Linked DNA regions of Homo sapiens: regions 2 and 3 are each linked to region 1. The links are chromatin contacts, found by Hi-C or POLR2A ChIA-PET in ENCODE. All regions are on one chromosome and are shown on one strand. The core of a region is the stretch at or near the end of the contact, and the rest is flanking DNA. Distances in the headings are between cores, read along the strand shown.

Region 1 (3,353 bases), core at 409-2,908:
TATTTTTAGTAGAGACGGGGTTTCACCATCTTGGCCAGACTGGTCTTGAACTCCTGACCTCGTGATCCACCCGCCTCGGCCTCCCAAAGTGCTAGGATTACAAGCGTGAGGCACTGCGCCCGGCCTCTTTCTTTCTTTCCTTTTTTCTGAGACGGAGTCTTGCTCTATTGTCCAGGCTGGAGTGCAGTGACACAGTCTAGGCTCACTGCAATCTCTGCCTCCCGGGTTTAAGTGATTCTCCTGCCTCAGCCTCCCGAGTAGCTGGGATTACAGGCGCCTGCCACCAAGCCCGGGTAATTTTTTTTTTTTTTTGCGACAGTCTCCCTCTGTCGCCTAGGCTGGAGTGCAGTGGCGCTATCTCGACTCACTGCAAGCTCCGCCTCCCGGGTTCACGTCATTCTCCTGCCTCAGCCTCCTGAGTAGCTGGGACTACAGGTGCCCGCCACCACGCTCCACTAATTTTTTGTGTTTTTAGTAGAGACAGGGTTTCATCGTGTTAGCCAGGATGGTCTTGATCTCCTGACCTCGTGATCCACCCGCCTCGGCCTCCCACAGTGCTGGGATTACAGTCGTGAGCCACTGCGCCCAACTTCTTTCTTTCTTTCTTTCTTTTGAGACGGAGTCTTGCGCTGTTGCCAGGCAACAGTGCAGTGGCGCGATCTCGGCTCACTGCAACCTGTGCTTCCCGGGTTCAAGCAATTCTCTGCCTCAGCCTCCTGAGTAGCTGGGATTACAGGCATGCGCCACCACGCCTGGCTACTTTTTGTATTTTTAGTAGCGATGGGGTTTCACTATCTTGGCCAGGCTGGTCTTGAACTCCTGACCTCGTGATCCACCCACCTCGGCCTCCCAAAGTGCTAGGATTACAAGCATGAGCCACTGCGCCCGGCCTTTTTCTTTCTTTCTTTTTTTCTGAGGTGGAGTCTTGCTCTATTGTCCAGGCTGGAGTGCAGTGGCACAGTGTCGGCTCACTGCAACCTCTGCCTCTGCCTCCCGGGTTTAAGTGATTCTCCTGCCTCAGCCTCCCGAGTAGCTGGGATTACAGGCACCTGCCACCAAGCCCGGGTAATTTTTGTATTTTTGGTAGAGATGGGGTTTCACCATGTTGGCCAGGCTGGTCTAGAACTCCTGACCTCAGGTGGTCCACTCGCCGCGGCCTACCAAAGTGCTGGGATTACAGGCGTGAGCCACCGCGCCCCGCCAACCAGCTGGAGATGGCTTAAACTTACTCCCGAAGAAGCTCCCTTCCATTTCTCTCACACTAACGGACAATAAGGAGGCCTCGAGCTAGGCAGGCCAGGGCCGTACCCGAGCTGCTGGCAGGGAGCAAACCTCAGGAAAGTCAAGCCACCAAAAAACTGTAAGCCTCAATCAACTGAGAGGAAAGCACAAGAGGACCAGGTGTCACAGGGCAGAGGCCAAACCACAACTCCCAGCAGGTCACGCGGAGTAGGGCGGGTAAGCGCGCCTTCTTATTGGATGGCGATGGACAGCGTGCTCTTACGACCCACCCCAGAAGGCAAGTCCCCTGCGCGCGGGGCACGGCGGGAGTAAGAGTCTGCGGGACCGGCAGCTGTACTTCATCTCCCAGCGGGCCGAGCGCTGAAGGCAGCGGCGCGGCGCCTTTGTGGTAGCAGTGGCCCCGCGCGGAGGAAGTTCCGGTGTCCGCGGCGCTGGGTCGGTGGCGGAGGCTGAGGAGAAGGAGGAGCGGGCCGTGGAGGCTTCGCCGCCTAGGTAAGGGCCCGGGACTGGAGGGGAGGCGTGCCAGAGCCTGCCAGGGAATAGCCAGCAGACAGGCCCGCTCTAGACATCGCAGGCCCGCGCAGCCTGAAAGCTGTGGCTTCAGTGTCGCGGGGCGGCTGCGGCCTCGCTCGGGAAGAAGACCAAGCAACGGTGAGATGAGGGAGGCGCCGCCCGTGGCAGGAACGCCCCGGAACCGTCGCGGGCCTGGGGCGGGGCCCGGCGCGGCAGTAGATTACCGGTCCCGCCGCGGAGCGGCCAGCTGTGAGGCTGGGGCCGGCGCGTGGTTGCGGCTCTGTGCTCCTACTCTTCGGAGCTGTAAGCGGGCTGTTCTTGCGGTTTTCCTGTTTCAGATCCAATTCTGTGGCATCACTAGGAAGGGAGCTCTTGTGCTTAGCACGTAGCCTCGTCCTCAGACTTGGACAGACACAAGGGAGGCTCCGCTGGACCGGAGGGCACAAGAGCTCCGAGCCCGGTCGTCGGGGCGGTAGAACCTGGAAGCGGGAGAGTGGTCTGGTGGGTTCTGCGCCCGTTAGGCAATGAAGGAGAAGGATGTTTTATCGTATTCACGCTTTAGATTCCATTAGCGGTGTAAATAGATGTTTTTCTCTTTATTTTAGAATTGACGTTAGGCGAATGGGTTCAACTTTGGGAATGCCTTTTTTTTTTTTTTTTTTTTGAAGGAAGGGCCCTGTTTCGTAGGGTACATAAACCGTGAGCGTAATTGTATTTTTTGCATATTCCAGGTTTGCTTGTGAAGGTCAGAGTAGCCGGATTTAAGTGAAGGAGTTCAGTAGACATGCAGACATGGTCACCTGGTTCATTTTCTGAACCCTGGATTGTGCCCTCGGCTTGCTAGTTTCCACCTTCCTATTGAGAAATGCCACCAGCGTGAATGATTTAAATATGTCACCATTACTGAATTTGTGAGGTCTCTAACGAGAGGTGTCAAGAGCTGGTGCGTGATGGTAGGACTGGCAGTGAAGAAAGTAACTAAATAATATGTTACCATTTTGGTGAAACACAAAAGTTGAATTTGAACCTTGTCTCAGAAACTAGCATCTAACTAGATACCTAACCTGCAGGACAGGTCCCAGGTCTCTCTGGATAGTTGTAGCACCTTTCCTTATAGAATTCTATTACCAGGCCGAGCCTGGTGGCTCACACCTGTAATCCCAGCACTTTGGGAGGCTGAGGTGGGGAGTTCGAGACCAGCCTGACTAACATGGAGAAACCGCGTCTCTACTAAAAGTACAAAATTAGCCGGGCATGGTGGCACATGCCTGTAATCCCAGCTACTTGGGAGGCTGAGGCAGGAGAATCGCTTGAACCTGGGAGGCGGAGGTTGCGGTGAGCTGAGATTGCTCCATTGCACTCCAGCCTGGGCCACAAGAGTGAAACTCTGTCTCAAAAAAAAAAAAAAAAAAAAAAAAAAAAAACCCGCAAAACTCAACAAAAACCAACATAGTAGAGGCAGCGTTTCGCCTTATGCCCAGCTAATTTTTTGTATTTTTTTAGTAGAGGCGGAGTTTCGCTATGTTGGCCAGGCTGGTCTTGAACTACTGACCTCAGGTGATCCACCTGCCTTGGCCTCCCAAAGTGCTGGGATTACA
Region 2 (3,353 bases), core at 419-2,918, 910 kb before region 1:
GTTCCTCCTCTTTGAGAAAATCAATGTCCCTGGAGGAGATGATGCCCACCAAGCGGCTCCCCATCCGGCCTGTGTCTGTGATTGGGATACCGCAGAAACCATGCCGGGCCTTGGCCTCAAAAACATCCCGCACGCGATCCTTGGGGCTGAGGACCACAGGGTCTGTGATGAATCCCTGTTCATATTTCTGGAAAGGGATGGTGAGAAAGGGCATCGCATCTTTGAACTACTTTCATCAGGCTCTTGATCTGAAGCATGGGGTCTCTGCTTATCGATCCCTTTGGCAGTGCCACAAGACCAAATCACACCAACACATCTTAGAGACATGGGTAGGCTGGAGGCACTGTACACCTGGTCTATTGCTGCTGCTTTAAGAAACAGAATCTCAGGGTCTTCTCAGTAACTGAACCCCATGGTGGGAAGAAAGAATACTAAATTAGAATAAACCCCTACTCCCACCCCACCCCACCTCAGTGCAATTCCCAGGAGCGCTTGCTAATGATCGTTGCCCTTCTGACCTTCACTTTCCGAACTTCATTGGCCTGGAATTCAGGTGTACAGTTGTGGTGGATGAAGCCAATACCGCCTGTAAGCTACAGGATAAAAAGAGACTACTACTAAGTGACAAGAAGCAGGACTGAATGCCTTTGGGGAAAGGCGATGGAGTCCTTGCTCCTTCCCCCACACCCCATGGGGCTCACCGCCATTGCTATGGCCATCCCAGCCTCTGTGACTGTGTCCATGGGAGAGGAAACCAGTGGGGTCTTAAGAGTGATTTTCTTGGTCAGAGCAGAAGTCAGGTCCTGAGGAGACAAACGTCAACCAGTGTGGGAAAGCATCCCTTACACCTCAAGGTGTTACTGAGTCCCCCACAAAAAGGCACTTTTGTATGACCTGCATGCTAACAAGCAACATGATCCTATAAAATCCACCCCCAAGCCCAATCTGGTGAGTTAGCCCAGAGACCAGGTGATAGTAGCACCTTAGCTCACCTTGATGTTCAGGACCCAATTCCTGATCATACTCACCACCTGGTCTGCAGTGAAGTCGATGTACCCAGGGAGAATGAGAAAGTCACTGCGAGGGAAGGGAGTGAATTGGGAGTAAAGCTCTCAGCTTAGGGCAGCATGAGACTCCATCCCCATGTACCAATCAACCCGTAACGCATGTGAGCAGAGAGTGGCACTGACAGAGTCTGTGTGTCACAGGCACAGCACAAGGTGGAAATGGGTACAGGGGACCTTTTCTGCCACCGAGCTGTCATCAGTGCTCCTGGCACCCTGACAATTCCATGTGTCTGGAGCATGGAATCTCCGGCCTGAGATTCCAAGCACTACTGAGATGCTTCTCCGTACCCCAAGCACCGCTCCAGATGTCTCAAAGTGAGCCCCGGAGGTGGGTGGCCAATTCCCGAAACCTGTCCCCCACGCCCACGCCCAAGGCGGCTCTCGGAAGCCCCCATCTGGCCTTTTCCCCAGGGTGCCGCCCCTCTCTTCGCCCAGGTGAGCCCCATAGGCCCGCACTTGTAGGTGAGGCCGTCTCCGCAGTTGAAGAGCTGCTGTGCTGTGAGTCCGTCGTCTGGCACGTAGGACGTGCCCCCACTAATCAGGTAGTCGGCCATGGCCAACACAGGACACCGCCGCGTGTCTCCGAGGACCGCGCCGCAGAGACCTCTGCCGTCTGGGCCGCGCCAATATAAACCAGCCGATTTCGTCACTGCGCTGCGCGCGACGCTGACGTCAGGGCGTAGTGCGCGCGGGCGGAACCTACCCGCCTCGCTGCGGCGGGGGCGGAGCTGGCGCTGAAGAAACAGCGCATGCGTATAGCACATAGTGGCCTTGTCACTGAGGAGCTGCCACTTCACGTCCCACCCCACACTCCCCGCAGGACCTCGGCCAGTTCAATTAACAGGCAAGGGTTTACTTCTACTGTCCCGCCGGGCTCCTCCCCAAAATAAAGAGACGTTGTTCACTAACATGTTGAAAAGACGTGCTTGTCATTCTTAATAAACAACTAGAGTAAGAATACATAAGAGAAACAGAGTGGTATCTTTATATGATACACAAGTGTATGTTACAAGAATTCCATCAGGCACAGGAGCCTCAGGTTTTAAGGCCTCAATGTTAGGCCAACAAAAAAAAAAAAGGCATGGTAAAGTTTTTACTTTTACATCTAAAATGTCACTTGTCATAAAGGAGGGTGTAATAGAAATTGTCTTTAATAAATCATAATTGAAGTTCCCCTCATTTTTCTTCCATTAAGATGCTAAGTTTATGTCTGATCATGAAGAAAGAAAAGAACATCGTTCCCCTGTGGTCAGCAAAGTCTGTCAGCCCAGTGGAAGTCGGCTGGGGAGATTCCCTCCAGGGTCCATCCATCATTAATTCCATCTCTCTTGAAGATGGAAAGGGGCCACATTTCTTTTCACAGTCCAAGCCCTTTCCCCAGGCCCCAGACAAAAAAGAGTCAGCCAGCAACTTTCTAGGACATATGACACTCAAGGAAACCCAGAGCCACCATCGGCTGAGGAGTCTGCCGCAGCAGGTTTATGAAGATGCAAAGGGGGCAAAGTTTTCTTTTATATTTTAAACAGAAGCAGCCTGAAAGGCTTCGTAACTACACCAATAAAAAAAAGAAAAAAAAAAATGGAGGCCTCTTCTTTAGTGTGAAAGTCTGTCTGGTTTTTCCTGGCTGGTTTCTCTTGTGCCATGGCCAAGGCATCTCAGTGCATAGTGCTTGCATTGGCCACTGCGATGGCCTCCTGAATTTCTCTTATCACCAGGATCCGCGTCAGCATTTGTCCCATCTGCTCTCTGCTGATAGGCTGGACTGAGTACCAGATTGGGCTGTTGGGGGCCACCACTGGCTCAGGTGTCAGGTAAAAGGTGTCATTCCGGCCTTTCACACTCTGGGGGCTGAAGAATATGCGGATAAAAGTTGGGTACCACCAATATAACTTCAACCCTCCCACCCTGAACTTCCCAGACAGATGCTGTCTGCAAACAGTAAGGCCCCAAGTTATTGTGGCACAGCTACTGAATTCCATGCAGCCACCACACACTACATCCTGGTCCTCCTTTGGGACTACTGCAAATCCCCCAAATGTTGGGTTACTTCCCCTCTGCCCCTCCTTCCCACAAACCAGCTGTGATCCATCACTGACTGCACCAGCCTAGGGCTCTCATGGACTCATGTGAGTCTATCCTTATCCTACTTGAAGCCAGCTTCACTGCTCAAAGCGTCTATCTCCAAGTCTTTGCGCTTTTTTTTTTTTTTTTTTTGAGATGGCGTCTTGTCTCCAGGCTGGAGTGCAGTGAGGTGATCTCAGCTCACTGCAACCTCCGCCCCCTTGG
Region 3 (3,353 bases), core at 518-3,017, 770 kb before region 1:
AGCCAGAAACCTAGAATTACTCAGCTCTGGGAATACAGGCAATATCCCTGTCCTCAAGGAACCTAGGTTAGAAGGCCAGAAAAAGACACTGTTAAGATTCTTGGGAGTGAATGCTGGCATTCAGCTCAGTTTGCCAATGGGTCAGGAAAGGATTCCTGGGAGAGACAACACCTAGCTAGGATATGAGTGATGAATGAAAAATGATTAGATGGAAATGGAACAAAAAGGGGAATAGCTAATGCAATGGCTCCAAAGTGAGAAAGGGTTAAGGCATACTTGGTGTGGGATCTGGGATCTAGGTGAAAAAACAGGCGAGGATAGAGCAACAAAGAACCCTGAATGTTAGCCAAAGGGCCCAGACTTACACCCACTGTCCATGCCCATCTGTTTCTCCAGCTGCTGCTGTTCATGTGTGGAGCTGGAGTGGGGTGGGGGAATCTCCCTGCCCACCAGAAGTTCTGTTTTCAGTCTCTAGACAGGGTACTCAGCAACCCATTTTCTAGCTCCAGAGGCATGGAGACCTAATCAAGAGTCGGACTTTTCTTCAACAGAAACTAAAAAGCTGATGAGTAGCAGGTGCCAATGACATCTCTCTAGGCAACCAGGCAGACCAGGGACCAGGAAGCCAGACCAAGATCCCAAAGTTTAAGGACAATGGGAGCCAAAGGCTGCAAGTAGGATGGTGAGTCAAGGGGACATTAGCGGTATGCACTGTCCTACCTAAGACTTGGAGGGCCACAGACCTCAGTACAGCCCAGATGGAGGTGACTGAGAACACCTAACTACTCCCAGACTTCTTTAAAGAAGCTGTGGACATCAATCATAACTAACATCTAATACCCAACCCAACACTGAGGGTTCCCAGAAGCAAGAGGCAGCTCCCCAGCTGCACCAGAGCATTAAAAGATCAGCCAGGATCAGGCAGGTCCCTCGGGCCATGAGGCCCGTCTGTGTAGTTTCTTCCCACCGCTCTAATGCAGCAGATGAAGTCTTCAGAATACCCTGGAGGAAATGCCCTAGGGCTCTTTGTTTGGAAACATTCTTGGATCCTCAGGTGTCTTGGGCACTTCCCCTCCCCAGAGACCGTTCTCCAAGCACAATCCTTGCACATGACTTTAGTTCTTTATTAATGTTTTTTGAAGGGATGTAGTTCCCAGAGCTGTGAACTGTAGAAGAGAGAGGGACCTATTTCCCACCCTCACACGCGCCCCAGCGCAAATATTTGGGGTGACCTGGGGGCTCTTCCACCCAGGTTAGGCTGGGCTCTTGGGAGGGGTTTTCTGGGCTTTCGAGAAGCTTCGGAAACAGAGGCTCCTGCCCGGCCTCCGACTTCCCTTCACACGTGCCCCCGGGGAAGGCAGGAGAAGTTGACGGAAGATAGGGCGTGAGAGAGGCGCCACACAGGCAGACCGGGGGAGGGGGCAGATCGGGGCCCTCAGGCTGGGAATGCACGTCCTTAGGGCCCAAGCCGTGAGGCGGGGGTCACTGAGGCAGCGAAATGTACAGGGTGAACGGTGCTAGCCCTACCGGGACCGCACAGCCCCAGGGTGGGGTCGCTGGGCGCGGGGTGGGGGTGGGGTGGGGGGTCTCGGCCAGGCCGGCGGAGGACGCGGGTCCGGGAAGAGTTGGCCGCTTGCCCGTCCGCCCTGCCGCCTCGCGGGCCGCCCCTCCGCGGCGCGGCTAGGCCCGCGGCTCCAACCTACCGGCGCCGCCGCGGGGACCCAAGACGCGCCTCTGCGCCGCCTCCGCTGCTCCAACATGGCCGCCCGCTGCGCGCCGGAAGTGCACTGCGCTTCCGCTTCCGGGACCCAGCCCGCCCTACCGACCCTTGACCCCTGAGACCCCATTTCCCCACAAAGTCTGGGGGCGGAGCAGATTGGGTACCAAGGAGGACTGCCTGGAGGTGGTGGCCGCGGTGACTGCTCCAAACCCGTTCGGCCCTGTGCAGAAGTCTGAAGAACAGAGGTGCCCTCTGACGCGGCCCCAGGCAAGGACTCACTAGAGCCCGGCCAAGACTGGATTAGGGGTCATCTGACACCTTTTCTGAGGGGAGCTAGTGGTGCATTGACATCTGGGAGGGGCTCCTGACAAGGTTCAGGCCATCTTCCACCCTCTGATCTATCTTTAGCCACTGACAATGCCCACTTCAGTCCCAGACACCTGACCAGAGGGTGAAAGAGGAGTGCCTCCTGACAGGGAGTCTCAGGTGATCTCCTTTGTTTTGCAGTAAGGGTATCTTCTCCGAGGACAGCAGGCCTTCCTCTCTTCCTGAGAATAGGGCCTGTGGCACATGGCATGAAAGGCTGGTGTGCACGTGATCACAAGTGGTGCACGCAAGCCCAAGCGCACATGGAGTCTGGGGGCTCCAGTATACCACTGTGGGCCTGAGTATACTTGCTCAGGCAGGTGGGGGCAGGTATAGTCACTGGCCCAGCCTCAGCCCCTCAATGGAAGGAAGTCCTGCTTCCAGTCTTAACACTGCCCAGAACCCCTTTCCTTTTGCCTAGGAGTCTGGGACCTCAGTCTTTTTATCCATGCTCTTGGGCTAGTACGGGGTGGTGGTTATAGGACACAGGTCAAAATCAACCCTAGGGGTCTGTGACTTCAGTGAGAGGTCAGAGTGGTCTCCACAGCTCTGACCAAAGGTCCCATTAGTCAGAGGTTTGCAAGTCCAGGTTGGGAACCATCCTGGGAGCCCTGGTTTCATGGATGAGGTAGTGGGGGCATTTGCACTAGGGTCAGAGCCTGAGCCAGGAGGCAGAAATATTGCCACAACTCTTGGACTCTGACCCTTGCAGTGGTGCCTTATTTGGTAGTTGGGGTCAGGTGGAAGCCTATTGGCAATCACAGGAGGGTGGCGGGATGCTTCATTTAGGGACTGGGTACTAGCCCTTTTTCCTGCCCTTTTTCCAACCAGGATCCTCTGGTTGCTCTGTATTTTCCCTGCTTATACAGAGGGGTCCAGGCACTCCTAAAGACAAGTGCCTAGTCCACCCAGCAGTGCCATAGGCCTCATCTGGTGCCTCTTAGCTTCCCAGGGCCTCAGCACTAATGGTGAGGTCCTCGCTGCTTTTAAGTATAGCCAAGGTATCTAGCAGGAACTGCAAAATCTCCTGTTCCTCTGGGGTCAGTGCTTCTAGCCTTTTTTTCCTGGTGGAGAGAAAGCAAGAGTAGGGTCCCAGGGGCCAGGATCTCATGGGGTGCAGTCAGGAAGCCCCACCTTGGTGCCCCCAGTCCCCAGCTGTGGGTGAGTCCAGTCTCTGGCCGTCCATGGTTGAAGATTGACTGTTCACTTATTCAGGACCGATTCAACCAGTTACCTTCTGCAGCTTCTCCAAAGCCGGCAGTGTTGG

What was found. Hi-C counts contacts between places; a loop is a spot of excess contacts on that map. ChIA-PET counts read pairs that join two places held with the same protein, here RNA polymerase II (POLR2A). Pooled maps may share reads with other maps.
Region 2: a map of CD4-positive, alpha-beta T cell shows a loop between it and region 1 (3-fold over the local background). The contact joins the promoter of IMPDH2 here to the promoter of RBM6 in region 1. A Hi-C loop is called at or near these places in 1 of 168 maps with a recorded cell type or tissue (CD4-positive, alpha-beta T cell), 3 of 37 single-sample maps with no recorded cell type and 9 of 50 pooled maps. POLR2A ChIA-PET finds 5 or more read pairs at or near these places in 1 of 52 experiments (Caco-2).
Region 3: a pooled map shows a loop between it and region 1 (4-fold over the local background). The contact joins the promoter of CCDC71 here to the promoter of RBM6 in region 1. A Hi-C loop is called at or near these places in 6 of 50 pooled maps. POLR2A ChIA-PET finds 5 or more read pairs at or near these places in 3 of 52 experiments (AG04450, activated CD8-positive, alpha-beta memory T cell and activated naive CD4-positive, alpha-beta T cell).

Annotation. Positions count from the first base shown.
Region 1 is chr3:49,938,492-49,941,844 of GRCh38, forward strand. It overlaps RBM6 (RNA binding motif protein 6), which reads left to right and starts at 1,659. Exons shown (of 21, transcript NM_005777.3): 1 at 1,659-1,734. RefSeq lists enhancers at 1,289-1,811, 1,520-1,579, 1,610-1,659, 1,690-1,749, 1,812-2,333 and a silencer at 1,890-2,089.
Region 2 is chr3:49,027,730-49,031,082 of GRCh38, forward strand. It overlaps IMPDH2 (inosine monophosphate dehydrogenase 2), which reads right to left and starts at 1,669. Exons shown (of 14, transcript NM_000884.3): 1 at 1,524-1,669; 2 at 1,029-1,077; 3 at 702-803; 4 at 519-593; 5 at 1-187. The coding sequence starts at 1,621. It overlaps QRICH1 (glutamine rich 1), which reads right to left. Exons shown (of 10, transcript NM_198880.3): 10 at 1,978-2,915. The coding sequence ends at 2,723. RefSeq lists enhancers at 802-1,404, 1,405-2,006, 1,460-1,669.
Region 3 is chr3:49,164,564-49,167,916 of GRCh38, forward strand. CCDC71 (coiled-coil domain containing 71) reads right to left here and starts at 1,768. Exons shown (of 2, transcript NM_022903.4): 1 at 1,704-1,768. RefSeq lists silencers at 1,530-1,589, 1,610-1,689 and enhancers at 1,840-1,909, 1,930-2,049.